Linked DNA regions of Homo sapiens: region 2 is linked to region 1. The links are chromatin loops, found by intact Hi-C in ENCODE. Cell type or tissue: IMR-90. All regions are shown on one strand. Links, peaks and the distances in the headings refer to the core of each region. The heading gives the core; the rest is flanking DNA.

Evidence for each region. Hi-C counts contacts between places; a loop is a spot of excess contacts. Peaks named below come from ENCODE experiments on the same cell type or tissue, not always from the same donor. Only the 100,000 strongest peaks of a DNase experiment are listed, where the experiment ranks them.
Region 2: it touches region 1 in a loop (5-fold over the local background); 6 of 110 quality-filtered maps call a loop at or near these places.

Annotation. Positions count from the first base shown.
Region 1 is chr6:27,494,583-27,497,499 of GRCh38, reverse strand. It overlaps TRS-AGA2-3 (tRNA-Ser (anticodon AGA) 2-3), which reads right to left and starts at 1,686; the gene lies at 1,605-1,686. RefSeq lists an enhancer at 770-1,270 and a silencer at 1,516-1,715. In IMR-90, for the core only: a CTCF peak has its summit at 1,503; a DNase peak (open chromatin) is centred at 1,609; H3K4me3 peaks cover 1,433 bases; H3K27ac peaks cover 206 bases.
Region 2 is chr6:27,544,179-27,547,095 of GRCh38, reverse strand. TRS-TGA2-1 (tRNA-Ser (anticodon TGA) 2-1) reads right to left here and starts at 1,407; the gene lies at 1,326-1,407. RefSeq lists a silencer at 1,260-1,389 and enhancers at 1,490-1,539, 1,560-1,699. In IMR-90, for the core only: no CTCF peak of the experiment used is centred there; a DNase peak (open chromatin) is centred at 1,355; H3K4me3 peaks cover 1,520 bases.

The DNA of each region.
Region 1 (2,917 bases), core at 204-2,703:
GGGACTACAGGTGCATGCCATCACACCCGGTTAATTTTTGTATTTTTAGTAGAGACGGGATTTCATTCACCATGTTGGTCAGACTGGTCTTGAACTCCTGACCTCGTGATCCGACCCCTCGGCCTCCCAAAGTGCTGGGATTACAGATGTGAGCCACTATGCCTGGCCGTTAGATTTATTGTCAAACTTTAAATTTTTTGCTGCTATTGGGAATGGAATATTTTAATTTTAATTTCCACTTATGCATATACACATTTTGGATATGGTCAGTAAAGAAAAGAAGAAACAGACAAATGATGTTCAATTATAGCTGAAAGTGAGCATCTATGTATTATTTCAAATGTGAGGTAGAGTGACTGAAGAAATAATTGTGCATAACTCTGCTGCACAATAATATCAATATCAATATTTTACATTTTAAACACTAACATTTAAATAACATAATGGTAATAATTAAAAATTAAATTAAAATGTTGATTAACATTTCAGATTTATTTTATATGCAAGAAGGGTATTCCTTGATTACAGACTTCAACGGTGGCTTCACAGAAAAGCTGATTTAACATTCAGAATTCAACGCACTTCTTCAATTTCTTCTTCCTTTAACTTATACTTTTCAAAATAACCAAATATAATGCAAAATAAGTAAGCTGCATAAATCACGTAATGAGTAATACAAAAGGTAAGTTGACAGTGGAGAAACTTAATAGACATCATCTTAATTCATCACAGTTAACATACGAGTATCAGTACGAATTAACATCATGTGCCACTGGATTTGAAGAATGGTAAAGGACCTTGCTTCACTTCTGTGGTATTGCTGCCAAAATAATCTGAATATAACTCGGAGGAAATAGCAGACAAATTCAAATTGAGGGATTGAGGGGGCTGACCTACCTTTTTTTTTTTTTTTTTTTTTTTTTTTTTTTTTTTTTTGAGACAGAGTCTCGCTATGTTGCCCAGGCTGGAGTGCAGTGGTGCAATCTTGGCTCACTGTAACCTCCACCTCCCGGGTTCAAGCGATTCTCCTGCCTCAGCCTCCCGAGTAGCTGGGATTACAGGCGCGCGCCACCACGCCTGGCTAAGTTTTGTATTTTTAGTGGAGACGGGTTTCGCCATGTTGGCCAGGCTGGTCTTGAACTGGCCTCAAGCGATCCGCCCACCTCGACATCCCAAAGTGCTGGGATTAGAGGCGTAAGCCACCGCGCCCAGCCCTACTTCTCCAAGTGAGACATATTTGTGAACACAAAGATGAGAGACACCTTATGAATATAAACATTCGTTTTCTTCCCGGGCGCAATTCCGTGAGGGAAATTCGAGGCAGGGGGTTCGAAGACAGGAAATGAGGCAGCATCGCCAAAACCTGCGTTTTGCTCATAGAGAATATTGCTTATTTTTAGGCAAATAAGAAGTAATGTTGGGATCACTGGCACGCTGGGAACCCAGTGGCAGTAGAGGTTTGAATGAGCGAGGCATCTGGACAAGTCAAGTCAAGAAGTTTGCACCCTTGTGGTAAGAAATGGGTGGTAAGGATTTCCTTGTTAGGTAATTTCACACTGCCAAACAGATGGGTTAAGTTAGCTCACTGGGAGCAAAAACCACCCCGTAGTCGGCAGGATTCGAACCTGCGCGGGGAGACCCCAATGGATTTCTAGTCCATCGCCTTAACCACTCGGCCACGACTACAGCTGTGGAACTTCACCCTTTGATAGATTGGTGAAATGACGTGTCAGGTGACGTGTGCAAACTTCTGTCTTTGGTGAGTTTTTTTGGAAATGCTAAGGTGAAATGAGAATTCTAGGAAAGGAAGTCAGGCTATCCTTGGTAATTGAGCGCCCTGCAATTAGAGAGAGTCCTCATCGCACAAGCATTAACGTTTCCAGCAAATATCCAGTCAGTCGAATAACATCCAGCGAGCGCCTGCCTGCCCCGGGACCGGCCAGGCTTCTGTACTCGCCATAGCTGGCACCAAACCCAGCCGGTACCGACGGGGAGTCATGGCCAACTCTCCTCTGATCCGGGGTGTTCGGACTTCCAGGAGCCCAAAGCTCCTCGGTGAACGACGGTGTTCGTAGGGGATTCCAGGCACGGAATCGCTTCCGCTGATTTGTGTCTTAGGTGGAGGGAGCGAAAAATTATGTGGAAAAGTCTCCTCTGTGTCCCTTCGTTGTGACATTAAGTCTTTTAGGCTCAGAATCTGGTTTGAGTTTTGGCCGACACAAGGGCTTCCCGCGTTGCTCTAAATTTAGTCAACTTAGCAAGTTTTCTTTTTCTCCCTCTTACATTTTGACCTTAATATCTCAATAACAGTGTTTTCCTAAGACCTGAGAGTGATTTTGTCTACCCTGCTTAGAGAATCTTAATCTAATTTTCTAAAGAAGAAAGAGAGGTAGAGGAAGAGGAGAAAAGGGAGAGTGGGCAGAGGAGGAGAAGAGAACGATGACAGAGGGGTCTATTGTGACATCTGAACGGAGGAGAGGAGAGGGGTGAAGAGAAGAGTGAAGGCAGGGTAAGGGGGAGTGAAGAAATATTGCTTTGCTATGGAAATATTAATAAAACCAACTATAAGAAATCCCATGGTTTAACGAAAGGGAGTCTGCTCTGAGGGGAGTATTAAGCTGAGTTTGGAGTAAGAGAACCAGATTCCGTATTTAACTGAGGAGTCTGTTATTTAAACTTTCTTGTTAAAATGAGTATCAGTCACATAAACCTCCTTTAAAAATCGTGTCAAGTTATGAAATGACTAAATACAAATTTAAAGGAAAATATAAGTTGTGATAGAAGGTGTTTCCATAGTCATATCATATGCCTTTTATTTGGTCTACACATTTTAACAAGCATATAACATTTTAATTAGATTCCTTCAGAACTCTAGTTTGAAGGGAGTTAAATACTGAAGAAATAACAGACTTTTCAT
Region 2 (2,917 bases), core at 150-2,649, 50 kb before region 1:
TTTTTTTTTTTGTCGTTGTTGTTTTTACCTCACTTACTTCTAATATATGCAGCATAAGTACAATTTCTCTCCATCTCTGTGGCGAAGATAGTCTTTTACCTTTCTGTCAAACCAGTCGTACTGTGCATCCAAATGCTGTTGGCTGAAAAAGTATTTTTTGCTATCAGGCTTTAGTGTTCAGTAGCTTAAATGGTCTAATGTTGGCAAGCTCTTTATAAACTGTTAAGAAACACCCTACTCAAAAACAGACAAACTCCCGTAGACTGATGAGCGGTACGCCCTGCATCAAAGTATCGTATGCAAATCTGTGATTATTGGCAGTGTCATCTCTGAGAAACAGATAAATAAAGTTTATTTACGATAGATAGATAGATAGATAGATGGATAGATAGATAGATAGATAACTCAAGCGTCAAACACCCCATGGGCAGCAATATTACACCCCAGGCTAAACCCAGCGGCTTAAATCATACCACTTTGTGGACTCATTACCAGTAGAGACAGGATGAAGTCAGAATAGTGAACCAACTCTGAATGATAGGAGGTAGGTGGTGTTAATTCCCAGTACAGGTAGAAGACTGAGACGCCTGTTGGGTGCCGGGGTCTTGGAGCCAAAATCAAGAGATGAATTCAAGTTACAACTTACTGCCCTCTCGCTGTGAGACCTTGGCCATATGTATATGCCTGTGGACCTTCCAGTCTGTATAATGACTATGTTGTGAGGATTTACAAATTATAAGCCATGTAAAGACCTTGATGGTGATGTGTAGTAAGTACTTGAAAAATATGACCTGCTATTTATCCGTTTTGGGTACTAATAAATCTAACCCTGAATCTGCTAACAACTTGATAATTTGGGGGGTGCCCCCAGTGGAATTTACAAAACTTGAATTCACGACCCCATCTGGAAGTCCTCAGTTAAAATATCATTTCATTGTGCAGCATTGGGTAGTTTCTTCATCTGTAAAATGCAGATAAAAATATGCTGTTGGTGCTTAACTCATATCTTGGAACGTACTAAGTATTTAATGAAAATTACCTGTTAGTGGTAAAGCTTTTTGTGAATCCTGACTTCTTTTGAGTTGACAGTAGTTATGAGTATACCAAGGCGCTATTTGGTGCAGGAGAGGCTGAAGTCTTGCTGGCTGTGATCACAGGGATATATACCAGTTTTGAAGTAACGGCAACATAAGGTAGTCTCCATTCACTGAGTAAAGAGGATATTATCTGAATATGCAGTGGGAGGATTGTGTAGGAGAGCAGCAAATGGAGTACAAGAATTTGGGTAAGTTTTGAGGAAAGGCGGGAACTGCACCTGGTAAAACCGTAGTCGGCAGGATTCGAACCTGCGCGGGGAAACCCCAATGGATTTCAAGTCCATCGCCTTAACCACTCGGCCACGACTACCTACCTACGCCATCGCTGACGGCTGGGGTGAACTTATAATGGTTGAGTGGAGCGCTCGGAAATAGTTGGTCTTCAGTCTCGTCAGGGCCTCTGCTCACGAACGAAAGAGCTCATTCAGAGCACATCAATAACCAGAACATAGTGCATAGTGTTGCAATTCAACACAGGACTCCTAGACAAGCGACTCAAAGTTTCTGGGCGCTGGAGCTTGCCCGCTAGCTGCTGAAATCCGCGGACACCACGTTCACACCTAATTCTCACGAACCCGCAGAAAGGGAGTATTGAATTGAGAGTCCAAGCAACCTCAAGCCTCTGAATACCCATGGGAGAAGCAACGGGAATTAAATGAAGGCACGAGAGTGGGGGGTCATCTGCGTTTACGTACAGTTAAAATCTAAATCAGGAGCTTCTTCGATGACATTCAACTGACTTACTCTTCCGAAGGAACGGCTAAAACCGGACTGGAGCGGGCGTGCTAGCTGAGGAGGGAGCTTGTTTCTGTCCTAACTGGAAAAGATGACTCTGAAGAGGTCTCTGACTCTTCAGGTAAATATAATTCCCGTCAGTTCTGGTGAAGGACGCGAGACCATTCCCAAGAGCCAAGGCCTTCAGCCACCCGAGCCCGGGGAAAAGGAAGAACTCAGAACACAGGTTTCCAAATATCTTAGGGAGAGTCCAGCACAGAAAAACGCAAAAAGATGGAAACAAGTAAATGTCAGGATAAATCTAGCTAAATTAATAAGGTTGATTCTTGCTTCAGATACTACAGTATTGTCAGAGTGGAAAAATAAGGGGTAGACTTGAATCAGATTCCTTTTTAGACAAAAGTTAGGGGGAAAGTCTCGGAATTCTGGGAATGGAAGTGAGTCGGCCCCGCAGATACAAAGGGAAAGTGACCTCCATGACCGAGGCCGGCAATGTCTCTGATAGTGAAAGCGCGCCCACATTTGTTTTTCCCTCTAAAATAGTAAGAAATGTGTTCCCTTCGTTGGACTCTTGCAAATATTATTTGGTCTTATTACTGGGGCATTTGCTATATCTTCAATTTAGGTTAGAAACGGTTTGTAACCTTTGAAACAGTAAATTTATTTTCAAGTTATTTGTCCCTGGGCAGTCTTCGCAAAGTTTTGTCCTCTTACAGCAGCTTGTGCACCACCTGGGAACTTAGGAGAAATGCAAATTCTTGGGCTTGAACTCAGATCTCAGAATCAGAAACTGGAGTGGTGTGGTTCGTGTGGGGGGCGGGCGGGGCGCGGGGGAAGAGGAGGGTGTCTAGCAGTCTGTTTTAACAAGCCATCCTTCCGGTCGCGGAGGCTCACGCCTGTAATCCCAGCACTTTGGGAGGCTAAGGCGGGTGGATCATGAGGTCAGGAGATCGAGACCATCCTGGCTAACATGATGGAACCCCGTCTCTAATAAAAATACAAAAAAATTAGCCGGGCGTGGCGGCACGCGCCTGTAGTCCCAGCTACTAGGGAGGCTGAGGTAGGAGAATCTCTTGAACCTGGGA